Regions from separate parts of the Homo sapiens genome. Here region 2 is linked to region 1. The links are chromatin contacts, found by Hi-C or POLR2A ChIA-PET in ENCODE. All regions are on one chromosome and are shown on one strand. Each heading gives the region's core, a stretch centred on a gene start or an enhancer-like site at or near the end of the contact. The rest is flanking DNA. Distances are from core to core; before and after follow the strand shown. Region 1 has its middle 61 kb from the start of TLR4. Region 2 overlaps TLR4 (toll like receptor 4).

Region 1 (6,589 bases), core at 3,045-5,544:
AATGTCCATTAGGGATAAAGGTGGTGCTAGCAAAAGACAAATCTGGAATCCTTGTGGACAATATGTATTTTGAGTAGATTTCAAGGTGGAAGGAATGAAAAAGGCATTTTCAACATTAAAAACCACTTAAACAGAGGCATCAAGGCACAGAGAGAGTTGTGTGTGGGAGAATGTCAATTTCTTGAAGGTCGAGAGTAAGTTTCTGTTCTGGATGCCTTAGTGGATGAGCAGTTGCTTAATTGGAATGCTTTCCATGTATTGATTGATTGAAAAATAAAAAAGATCACTCACAAAAAAGTAACTATGGGAGATGACAGATATGGTAATTTGCCTCACACTAGTAACCAACTTACTTTCTATATGTATCCTATAACATTTTGTTGCAAACCTCAAGTAAACACAATAAAATTTAATTTTTTTAAACCCCAAGGAAAAAAGGAAATGATGCTTATCTTTAGGAAGCTTACAACTGAACAGGAAAGCGGAGAAATATTTGGATATCAGAAAATGTGGGTTCCAGTTCTGACCCTAACTGCAACTTTGAGAAGTCACTCTCCCAAAAGCCAAGTTTCAAAGGTTAGAAAATGGCTTTATCTTAAGTGCTGACCCTGATGAGTCTGGAGCAGTGTGCTGAAAATATGCCTCAAAGACACAAATGGCATTGCTATTTTCCTGCTAAATGAATTAGCAAAGTCTGCTATGGGAGGGGCTGGGAGAATGGCAATACCAGTGCCATATATTGTCATCCCCACACAAGTCCATTTCCAAGGTCCCTGTGAACTCTATGTTCCAATGATTCTTTCAATAACCCTATGCTATCTATATTGTAACCTCAAAAGACAGCAGGTGGAGGAAATAAGATAATTTATCCTATGTCCACAGGATACACACACTATTGGAAACAAGAAAGGAAAACTCCTGACTACTCTCTTTTATTTTCAGATAACATTTTGAAAAATTCTTGGGCTCAGCATCCTTGGTTCCTGGCCATCAGCCCTGGTAAAATCAGTCCCTTCTGGTCCATTACAAATTAAATAATCATAGCTCTATTCATCAGGAAAATATATGCAGAAAGGCTTCATACTCCATCAATTAGTATGAAGGCTTCGAGCCTTTCATTGACTAACTCTGAGCACTTCATGGTGACTATTTCGCTCGTACATCCACGGGAGTAGGCAGAGACTGCCTGCTATTGCCTGGCTCGGTGCTTCCGTGTAATGATTCTTCAAGTGCCTGCATTGGGAGTATACATCTGCCTGGCCACATTCCTGGCATATGCCTTGCCCAGGTCCTTTTAATCACACTATTCCAAGCAGCCACTACCAATGAAGTAGTACTGTGTCCGGAATTGGTGGGTTCTTGGTCTCACTGACTTCAAGAATGAAGCCACGGACCCTTGCGGTGACTGTTGCAGTTCTTAAAGGCGGCGTGTCCGGAGTTTGTTCCTTCTGATGTTCGGATGTGTTTGGAGTTTCTTCCTTCTGGTGGGGTTCGTAGTCTCGCTGGCTCAGGAGTGAAGCTGCGGACCTTCGCAGTGAGTGTTACAGCTCTTAAGGCTGTGCGTCTGGAGTTGTTCCTTCCTCCCGGTGGGTTAGTGGTCTCGCTGGCTTCAGGAGTGAAGCTGCAGACCTTGCGGTGAGTGTTACAGCTCATAAAGGCAGTGTGGACCCAAAGAGTGAGCAGCAGCAAGATTTATTGCAAAGAGCAAAAGAACAAAGCTTCTACAGCGTGGAAGGCGACCTGAGCCGGTTACCACTGCTGGCTAGGGCAGCCTGCTTTTATTCTCTTATCTGGCCCCACCCACATCCTGCTGTTTAGTAGAGCCCAGTGGTCTGTTTTGACAGGGCACTGATTGGTGCATTTACAATCCCTGAGCTAGACACAAAGGTTCTCCACCTCCTCACCAGATTAGCTAGATGCAGAGTGTGGAAACAAAGGTTCTCCAAGTCCCCATCAGAGTAGCTAGATACAGAGTGTGGATTGGTGCATTCACAAACCCTGAGCTAGACACAGGGTGCTGATTGGTGTGTTTACAAACCTTGAGCTAGATACAGAGTGCCGATTGGTTTATTTACACTCCCTTAGCTAGACGTAAAGGTTCTCTACGTCCCCACCAATCTCAGAAGCCCAGCTGGCTTCACCCAGTGGATCCCGCACCGGGGCTGCAGGTGGAGCTGTCTGCCAGTCCCGCGACTTGCGCCCGCACTCCTCAGCCCTTGGGTGGTCGATGGGAGTGGGCGCCTTGGAGCAGGGGGTGGCGCTCGTCAGGGAGGCTTGGGCCGCACAGGAGCCCACGGAGGGGCGGGGGGGAGGAGGCTCAGACATGGCCGGCTGCAGGTCCGGAGCCCTGCCCCGCGGGAAGGTGGCTAAGGCCTGGCGAGAAATTGAGCACAGCAGCTGCTGGCCCAGGTGCTAAGCCCCTCACTGCCCGGGCCGGCGGGGCCGGCCGGCCGCTCCGAGTGCGGGGTACGCCGAGCCCACGCCTACCCGGAATTCACGCTGGCCCGCAAGCACCGCGCCCAGCCCCGGTTCCCGCCCGCGCCTCTCCCTCCACATCTCCTCGCAAGCTGAGGGAGCCGGCTCCAGCCTTGGCCAGCCCAGAAAAGGGCTTCCACAGTGCAGCGGCGGGCCGAAGGGCTCCTCAAGTGCCGCCAAAGTGGGAGCCCAGGCAGAGGAGGCGCCGAGAGCGAGCAAGGGCTGTGAGGACTGCCAGCACTCTGTCACCTCTCAGTACTAGGTACTAAATCTGTTAATATTTGTAGAAGAGAGAGTGTTCATAGGACATTGTACCGAACAACTTGTTAAGCAGATATAACATGCCTGACCCACTGCGAGGCATAGGAAGAGGTCTCCAGAAACACAAGGTGGACTTTCTTCCTTTCTGTGCTGTCTGTGAAAATAAGCAGTTGGGCTGGACTGTGTCTATCAGTGAAATACAATATGAGGAACAGAAGTGTTCCGCTTGGGTTTCCGGTTATAGGAGCATGGTGATTTTTCAGGTGATACTCATTTAGATTACAACTTGATAGCGGCTTCTTCTGAAACCAGGTGAAGAATTCGTGGCTAATATTGCCACAATTTGTTGTTTACTGTTCCTATCTGCTTTGTAACACCTGCACTATGCTGTCCTTCTTGCATCTCAAACAACATCCTCTCCTTTATCTAGAGCCAGATTTGTTTGGCTGTTAATGTGATTTGCCTCTAAGAAACATTCTCTGAAAAGTCCAGAACAGCCTATGTTTAACCTTAGTAGCCTTTGATACGTCTTTTTGCAGCATGCTTATGTCAGGACATAAAAAGTCTGAATGTGAATTACGAATGGAGTTGTGTGCCATTTGTCGTTCACAACTGCTCTGTGGTCAATTTGTTTTCTTATTGACTTTTTTTTCTGTTCTCATCTGTTATTTTCCAGATATTTATTGGGTACCTAATACTGTGTATTATTACCTTGGAATAAGTGGAAAAAGAATATAACTATAGTGCATCTTGTCTCTTAAAGCAGAGTCAAAATTCCTCTAGTAAAAGTCAGTTTTGTTTAGGCTTACCTCGTCATCTACCTGAATGGACCTTAGTGATTTGTTTAATTCAATCCTCTCTTTATATAGTTGAGAAAACTAAGGCTCCTAGAGGAAAAAGTGACTGACTCAAGGGTACGCAGCTCCCATGGGTGTAACCTAATTCTGATTCCTACTCCAGGGTTTCTTACCTATATGCTGCACAGTGCCCAACACTGTGCAGAAAAGAGGAAGGAAGAGGTCATCAGGGCAAGTTAAGCAGGGTAGCTAAGAAATTAGTGAGTCATTTATTTGCTGTATTTTCTCCATTCAATATATACTTTTTAAAGACTCGTTACTATTTGTGAGGTGTGAAAAAAACAGTCTCTGCCATCTGCCAGTTCACTTCCTGGTAGGGGAGAGAAATCCACACACATTTAATTTGCATACAGTTTAGAATTTTGGTAAGTGCTACGATCACAATAAATAAAATGAAACGTGTTTGAAGGTCAGAGATTAATTGTGTTTGGTCCTATGAGCAAGTTTCTTACATTTTAGAACTTAGAGTACACGAGGGAAGAGGCATTCCATGAAAAGGGGCTAGCGGAGGAACATAAGTGTAAAAGGCCTCCAAATATAGTTTGCAGCATATACCAGCAGCAAAGACAGGAAAGTACCCCACTTAGGATCTGCTGGAGGTTAATCCTGATCTTACGCCACTTCCCATTTAAGGTTTCATTGGTTTTCACGTAAGTGTGCATGGATGCAGTGTTAGCTCTGGCCACATGATGGCGGTGCAGGGCCACAAAAGGGTCGCAAAGCCTCTGAACTAATTTTGAAGGTTGTGTTTGTAAAAAATGCCGGGAAGGAAGAAGGGTGCCCCAGACCAGGGGTCAGAGCGGCTTGGAGGGGCTTCTGGGAGAAGACAGCAGCCCTCAGATCTGGAGAGGCGGGTGCCATTATTCTGAACCTCTGGTCTGTTCAGAAACTCCGGAAATAATTTAGATGTTACATAACCTGTAGCCAGTGAAGAAAGCAGCCCTTTTGAATAGTACCCATTTAAAAAAATAAGAAGGCTTATAATACCCCACCTCCCAGTTTCCCTGAATGCTTTCCTTCTCTGTCAGGGTTGTGCCTGTGGTGCCTTGTTGCCACTTTGGTTGAGTAAAATGAGAGGTAGTTATCCAATGTGTTGGGAAAAGGAATAAATTGTTTCTTAATTACAGTACCCCTCAGACAGTATACGGAGAGGGAAAGGACACTAGTCCAAAACCCTTTGATCTGGGCTTGCCTTGCTCAGGCCACTTGCTTGGTTTTTCTCATCTCTTGAGTATATGGCGTGGGGGGTGGTTTTGTGTGTGTGTGTGTGTGTGTAATGGTGTGTGGTTGTGCGATTGCACCTATGTGTAGTGGAGGGAATAGAGATACATGTGGTGGTGCTGGCACAGGCCATAGCTAAGGGCATTTTTGGCTCTGTGTAGAGTCTGGGATAGAGAAAGAGGAAGAGAGTGAGAGAGAGAGAGAGAGAGAGACAGAGACAGAGAAAGAGGGAATGAATTCCCAGAAGATTCCTGGGGTTAAGGAAATGATTTGATTAAAATCTCTGGCAAAGAGTGAGTTTTGAAATCGATTATTTAACCCATGTTCTTCCCTGACTTCTCACTTTTCAGTCCACCCCTGCATGCTGTCTGTGCCTGTCTTGTTCTTTCTGTCTTGGCAGCCACTCCTGTCTCCTCTCTTTCAATCTCTATTACCCTCAGTTTCCATCCTCTTTTCTGTTGCTTTCAAATAAAAGCTTTGTGGGAGAGAAAGAGGGCCTAGGGTCAGACTATACAGTGCCCCCAAGAAAAGGAAGAAAAGAATGATGGAAGAATCCCTGCTGTCTGTGTGGCTGGGGGTGGTGGGGGAAGCAATGTTGGAAGAGAGGGATGATAAATAGATAAGCCCCCACGTTGAGGAGGCTGCTGTCCAGGAGAAATCCTGCTTCAGAAGAGGAGGAAACAAATAAAGACAAATGTCCAGGAGCTGGAAATGGGTGGAGTTGATGAGATGGGGTGTTTGTTTGCGTGTGGAAATTGTAGCTTCTCTCTCTTTTCATTCTACAAAGACAGAACTTCTCAATTTTTAAGTCACAATACATTTCCAGAAATCATTTATTTCTAAACATTACCAGTCAAATCCCCCATTCCTTTCTGCTTTTAGAATTTGAGTGAGATTGATTTGTGTTTTTAATTTTAAAGGGCAGAAAAACAGGCTGTTCAAGTGTTCCGCTGGCATGGGAATTCCGGGCATGGTCTTTGTCCTCCTCCCTTCATTCTTTCCCACTCCCTCTTTTCTGCCCCCTCATCCACACCAGGGAGGGTCCCCAGGATGCCAAGATAATAATTTTGATTTGGTTTTATTTTTATATTTATAATGCAACGTAAATTTTTTTCCAGAATTGATATTTGTAAAGACCATTTTCAAATATACACAAGTCAGAGAGGCAGCGTGGGTGGGATTTGAGAAAGAATGTGTTGTTTTTCTCTGTTATCATTATTATTTACTAACCTTTTATTCAAGCACTGTAATGGAAGATCGACAAAACAACTCTCATCCCATAATCAATTATAGCTGGAAGACAATAAATAGCTATTCAACGTTTCTTTCATGTTCTGGAAAAAATGGATATATTGACTGCCTTTAAAGTTGGGGCCCTTCCATAGACGCTGGGTGGGCTGTTGTAATTGGCTCTTCTAATCCCATAATCTTTATGAGCTTGGCATAGATGAACATAACAAAAATCATGATAAAAACAATAATTTACTTTGGTGTTAGCTGTTAGAGTTTGTAAAACAATGGCATAGGCATTATGAAATTGAATTATTTCAACTGCCCTGTGAGATAGTAATTATTTTCCCCATTTTGTCAATGAGGCAACTGTGATTCAGCCAGACTGAACTTGGGCCAGCATTCCCCTCACTACATCCAAGCAGCAGCAGCCTAACGCATCCTCTTTCTGCAGATGTACAGACCAAGTCTAAATGAGGTGGCACACATTCAACGAGGGTAAGGTAGGATGGGTACAAAATGCCCACAGATGCCCCAGGAAGCAG
Region 2 (6,589 bases), core at 1,296-3,795, 80 kb after region 1:
TATTTTACACTGTATAGTTGATTCTTCTCAATCCCACTAGATCAGACTCTTTGGGATACTAGGATTGGCCTATTTGATGGTGAGCTCACTACATCCATTTAGATGTTGTGTCCATGCAATCATTTTAGTTCTCCTAGTTTCTACCTATCACGTTGTCATTTTCCCTTCTTTATCATCCTGGGTAGCTGAGACCCCACATAAATATATACCAGAAAAATGTTGTGGTCTTTTCTAAACTCTCTGAGGCATCTGTTGTCAATGTGATGTTGTTTTTTGTTTCCAGTCCAAAATATATCAAAGTAAAATTTAACTCCACTTTTGCTAAGTATTCATCTTGCCTTGAGTACTAAGATTCCAAAAATGACTTTCCCCTCTGAAAAACACAGGATTTCCTTGCGAAAACTTGCTGGGCCACTGCCAATCTTCCCAGAAACTCCTTTTTCCTTATCGTTGAGGGGAATTGGGGAAGTGATCACTGACGGTTGAAATTCAGTAGTTTTGGTCTTTAAGCTGAGACCCTGAGTCTTCTGAGGAGTCTACTGCTCCCCAGTGGGAAACACCTGCTGTCAAAATTTTCCTGCTTGCAAAGAGCACTTTTGAAATTAATGGCAGGGGATGAATATCTGGCTAGTGCTGTGCTCAGCTGAGTTATTAATAGGGCCTTCTGAGTCCTCTCTACACATCATCTTTGGCTGAATTAGCTGTGGTTTCAGCACCTGAGAGTCTAGCACCACTAAAGGCAGGGAATACCTTTGCCAGTTTCTGGCATATTAACAGCTGAGATCAGATAAGTGAACAGCGATAGAGGTAGTGAGGTTTAGGATTCAGGTCTGCCACCGGGAGCGCACCTCTGGGCTCAGGTCTCTCATTTGTAAAATGGGACATTTAGGTCAGATCAGCATTTTCAAAAGTGTGACATGTTAGTAAATAAGATGATTTTATGTGGTTGACAGATGAATGTATTACCTTTAGTGGTTATATGTTTATTTTCATGGTTACTTTTATTTATAATAAATTTTGTGACTAGCTAAGAATCAATTATCTCTTTAAAATATATTTAAGTTTAAAATGTGGGCCAACTTAGGAAAAAAACGGGATGAAATGAATTATATAAAAGGTATGCAGATTTGGAAAAATTTTGAAGGTGTCACAAGAAAGATTGGCAGTCAGAAAGGAATGAACCAAACGGCTGCTGAGGGTCAGGCCAGCTCTCTGACATTCTAGCATGTTCACATCTCCAGGGCTGTTTCCTTACCTATAAATTGTGGCAATTGGAGTAAATGTCCATTCCAGGAATTCTATTCTATGATTAGAGGTGTAACTTCATCATCCAGATTTTCCAGCATCCTTAACATGTGGTTTTAGCGTTCTAAACCTGATGATGCTATATCAAAACGGGAGACTCATTCGTCAAGTCATGATGTATCCATGTATTTATAATATTTCCCATGTTCCCTCATTTCTGAAAAGGATTAAGCTATCAACCCCATTGAGTTATAGGTGAAAGGCTGTGGAAACAAGACATTGATAGTGAAATGGCTCCACCACTAACAGGCTGTTGAACAAAGGCAAATCTCTTGATCTCTTTGCTCTTTGGTCTCTGTTTATCTATGAGATAACGTTATTTTTACGCTGTCTTCTGTGAAAGTTTTGAGAATGAAATGAGACAGAGCCTCCAATAAAATTTAGGGAAGTGCTACATAAATGCAAGGAGTTATTATGATAACAGATTGAAAACTCCTCCAAGGAGGAGTTTCTCTTTTGCCCCATGTTATAAACTCAAGAATATCTTCCATTTTGCCTACATATTCCAAAAGCTTTTAAATTAAGCTATATGTCATTCTTACAGGAGTCTCCTCTATTTCAGCAATGTGTATACTTGGTCAGTTTTAATTATCTTAAAGGAGAAGAATACAGTTTCTCTAAACTCAAGCACTTTTGTGGACTAATCCTTGCAATTATTCTTTCTTCTTTCCCATACTTGACATTTAAAGTGATATCTCCCAGGCTCCTACACTGTTAGTCACAGAGGTACCATTCGACCCCTTGTGCCTCTTACCATATGTGAATGCTTGTCAGTTGAGAGTAAACTTTCTTCATAAATTTCACAGTTGTGGATTGATAAAAACAGAGAACTCTGGTTCCTCATTCCTTCCTGCTTTCTTTCTTGAAATGCCATTCATGATGGTCCCTTATATCACTATAGGGCTGCTATCATCCTTCATCCTTATGCCACTGCAAATAGCAACCAACAGTGTCCTTAGTGCCAGCACTCCCAGGCATGCCCCTTTCCAAGCAGCAGGGTCAAGCCGCTCCCTTCCTGAGCTGTGGCATCTGTCTCTAAATCATGCTTCCTCCTTGCCTGCTGCAGGCCCTTGTCTCTGCCCTTTACTTTTTCTGGCTCTTGCCACGGTTTTGAATAAAACTCTTCCAAATATCTGAAGCTCAATTCTGTTGCCATTCTAAGCTCTCTAAATGTCACCACAATCTTCCTTCCTTTGCATTTTCTTATTGTGCACTAAGTTAGTTCTTGCTTAGTAAGTCTTGTCTTTCTCTCTGCTTTGACCTGTCAGTATTCCAACTTCCTTATTTTTTGATGTTCATTTTCTCCTTGCTCTCTTTCTTCCTTTCTTGTCTGTGAACTCCATTAACCGCTTCTGCATGTGACCATTAATGTGCCTGTCTTTCTTCTCATGTATTAGAGAGAACAAAAGCTTTGGGAATCAGACAGATCTGTGTTCTGATCCTGTCTTATGGTATCTGTCTTGTTTGTCTCGGCTTAAAATGGGGATAATATCTACCTCTCAGTTTTGTTGGCAGTTCAGTACACGGAAATAAAGTTCTCACTTTCTTTTTTCTCCTTGAGAGTGTTCTTTATTTTACTCATCTGGCCATCTAATATTTATGAAGAAGCTACTCTGTGGTTGAAAAGGCACATGAAGCTGCAGAAGTAAATGACCAAGAAGTGCCCTCAAAGTTACGGAGTTCAGATTCATTTTGGCAAGAGAGGCATGTCAATACACACACACACACACACACACACACACACACACACACACACACAATGTTATGCCAAAATGCAGGGTGGTGGGGAGTGGAGGGTTGTTCTTCCTAGAAGCAATCAGAGAAGGCTTTACAGAGGAGGGCCCATTTGAGCTGGAAATTGTAAAAGAACAGCTCTGCAGATGGATCTTTAAATTCTTAACCTAAAAGAAGAGCAAAAATGTAAATGATAAATCTGGGAAGTAATAAGTAGAAGACCATGTATAGCAGAGTTGAGGAAAGAAACAATATAGTATAAATACTGAATTACATGAAAGCTAATAGTTAATTGGCATCAGTTGACCCTGACAAAGACATTTATCTGGACTATGTCTCAATTTGCTTATCTGTCAGTTAAGGATGATATATTAAATGAGTGCTTATACAAACAAAGTGCTTAAAACAGTGCAAGGCACTTCACAGTCATCAAAAATGCTAATTTTTTGTGTGCTTTCATTATGAAATGGGGAGCATACAGCCCGACAGAAGCCTAGGTAATGTCTCAGCATTAAGCCCACTGGTTTGTGGTGCCTTGCATTTAGGAGGCCCAAGTCCTTATCCTGGTGTTGATACAAACTTCCTGTGTGACACTGGGAAGCTATAACTCAGTCTTGACATAATACAACTTGTTCTTCGGCTTCAAAAACTTTCCCAGAATTGGAGTGACCCTACCCTCCCTTTCAAGAAACAGACAAACATCCTAGAATGTTACAACATAAGGGTTGAAGAAGCTGTTGTTAAGTGATCATCTTGTTACCACAAAATTGTTAAACTGCATAACAGAGTTATGCAATTTCTTCTTCCCCTATTTTTTATTTTATTTTTCCATAAGGTATTGGTATTTCATTACATGAGTAAGTTCTTTAGTGGTGACTTGTGAAATTTTGGTGCACCCGTCACCCAAGCAATATACACTGCACCATATTTGTAGTCTGTTATCCCTCTCCCTCTTGCCACTCACAGCATTTGGGGTGTCTTCTGGGTCCTGCAGGAGCAGTCCACTTCCTTGAGAGGTTTTGTGGGTCCTCTTGGGAATGTTGGTTTGTTCTTGCAGTCAATTTGGAGCTAAAATTCACAATGCAAGCCTCTGGATGCTGCTCTGTCTGGAGCTGCAATCTAGTCCTGACTCCTCTCTGCCATGATCCCCTCCATACACCTTCTTCTCTTATTTTTATGCCAATGAGTGAAGGCCTCAACCTGGCCTTCCCTGCCTCTTAGTTAGCCTCCTGTTCTGCCTGATGTCACAAGGATAGTGAGAGGCATGGTCTGGATTTGAACCAGATCTACCTGTTCCCACTGCACCATGCTGACTTTGTATGAAGAAGCCACCAGGCTAGTGGTGGTGGTGGTGGTAGTAGCAGTAGTGAAATTCTATTGATAATACTACCTCTACCAATAATAATAAAAAAGGGGAGAGATGGAGGAAAAGGGGTGGAGAATCAAGTGAGGAATCAACTGGAGCAGTTCTACTTGATTCTGTTTTATGTTTTGGGTTTCTTGTTGACGGTTTAGCTTTTGTGATCTTAATTTTTGTTCTTTTTTGTTTGTTTTTGTCATTTCCAAAACTTCTGCTCAGCTTTCTATCCACTATAGGGATTCTTTCTACTACCACAAAACAATAACAATAAAGATCATAATAATGAAAAAATACAACATTCTTAAGTCCATTTATACCAAGTGAAACAGTCTTTTAGCAGTTTTCACGAACCAGGCACTACGTTAGGTGTTTTACGTGCATGATCCCATTTAATATTCCCAACCACTCTGTGAGGCAGGTGTCTTCATCGCCATTTGGCAGAGGAGGAAACTGAGGCTAAGGGAGTTTGAACCGATCCATCCAAACAACTTAGCTAGTAAATTACAGATAGTAAGATGGAAGATTAGAACCCATATGTGCCTAATTCCAAAAGCTGAGCTCTTCAATCCTACCCTGAAATATCTCCTAAGTATGATTGTTCAGATTATGCTAAAAAATCCAGTGACAGAGCTGATTATTTCCTCAAATGTCTCATTTATTGTTTGGCAGCTCTGATGACAGATATAAAGATGGAGATACATAAACTGACTACATCAGTCCGCCTATGCATGAGAGTTGGCCCATTATTTTCACCTGTGATATGGAATAAGAACCAAGAGTTTTTTTTTTACATGCATTTGGATATGATATAAAGGCTTGCTATTGGAGTTGGATCCTGCCCTTTTCTCACCAGGAGATTCTGGCTGGCTTGGAGCAGAAAGCCTTTGTTCTGGGGTAGCAACACCAATATTCTGCCTAGGAGAAGCCTCCTGCAGAGTCTTTCTCTTTTTTTCAGCTTTGTTTGACCCTCAGTAAGGTGCTACTTGAGCTTTCTGGGAGGTAGAAAATGTTAAATGGATGTACACAGATATCCCCTCCTTTGTAAGTTCCATGGGAAATGTTTTAAAATGGGTTCATTGCTGTCTCCCAGTACACTGGGGTAGTGGAATACAATGTGTTTTTACGAAATGGGTGATGGATGTCATATACTCAGCATGGTGCTTGACACATGCTGTGTGGTCTCAACATGTGGTCAGCTTCAGTAACTAGCTGATAAGCAAGTGTTAGGGCAGTAGAATGAATTTCTCATAGGCATGGAAACTAGAAAGGCAACGAAGAGGCTGGGCTCAGTGGCTCACACCTGTAATCCCAGCACTTTGGGAGGCCCAGCCGGAAAGATCATGAGGTCAGGAGTCCAAGACCAGCCTGGCCAATATGGTGAAACCCCATCTCTACTAAAAATAAAAAAAAAACTACCCAGGCGTGGTGGCGCATGCCTGTAGTTCCAGCTACTGAGGTGCCTGAGGCAGGAGAATCGCTTGAACCTGGGAGGCAGAGGTTGCAGTGAGCCAAGATTGCTCCACTGCACTCTGGCCTGGGCATGAGAGCATGACTGCATCTCAAAAAAAAAAAAAAAAAAAAATAGGCAACTGAGAATCCCTATACTGCCATAGCGTGGATGGTAGAACAGGCATTATCCAGAACACTGTCTATTAATTTAAAAATGTTGACTGAGCTCATCCTACCTGCCAGCCCCTGAAGAGGAATGCCAGAAAAATCCAAATAAAGTATGACCTCCATGCTCAGGAGGGTCAAGTCTAACTGTGCAGACAGGGAAGAGCAGTATCCTGGGTACATTTCTAAAAGTGTATGCAAAGTATATTGGGTCATCTGGCAGCCAACTGACAATAAGTTTGCATTTCTGGAGAGCTTCCTCCATGCACAACACTCTTCAAAGTGCTTAAGTGAATTAATTAATCTACTCCACTCTAAAGATAGGAAACTTAGGCACAGTGCAGCTAAGAACCCCACCTTAGAGCATTACAAATCCAGAGGTCACAGAAGCAGGATTTGAACTAACCTGAGACAGATTTGAGCTCTTACCATACTTCTATCTACTTCTAGGAAATACAATAAAATAAAACACAACTGGGAGGCCAGGCATGGTGGCTCACAGCTGTAATCCTAGCACTTTGGGAGGCTGAGGCGGGCAGACCACTTGAGGCCAGGAGTTCAAGACCAGCCTGGCCA

The links. A loop is a pair of places that touch in the nucleus more often than their neighbours do. ChIA-PET counts read pairs that join two places held with the same protein, here RNA polymerase II (POLR2A). Pooled maps may share reads with other maps.
Region 2: a map with no recorded cell type shows a loop between it and region 1 (2.7-fold over the local background). The contact joins two enhancer-like sites. A Hi-C loop is called at or near these places in 1 of 168 maps with a recorded cell type or tissue (endothelial cell of umbilical vein), 4 of 37 single-sample maps with no recorded cell type and 6 of 50 pooled maps. POLR2A ChIA-PET finds 5 or more read pairs at or near these places in 1 of 52 experiments (activated CD4-positive, alpha-beta T cell).

Annotation. Positions count from the first base shown.
Region 1 is chr9:117,640,562-117,647,150 of GRCh38, forward strand. No RefSeq gene overlaps it. Among named protein-coding and RNA genes, the nearest start is that of TLR4, 61 kb to the right of the region's middle. Within about 2 kb of position 4,295, at least 10 of the 41 ENCODE cell types and tissues checked have a DNase peak (open chromatin) inside an H3K27ac peak, as active enhancers do.
Region 2 is chr9:117,721,871-117,728,459 of GRCh38, forward strand. It overlaps TLR4 (toll like receptor 4), which reads left to right. Exons shown (of 3, transcript NM_138554.5): 3 at 1-2,865. Among named protein-coding and RNA genes, the nearest start is that of TLR4, 21 kb to the left of the region's middle. Within about 2 kb of position 2,546, at least 6 of the 41 ENCODE cell types and tissues checked have a DNase peak (open chromatin) inside an H3K27ac peak, as active enhancers do.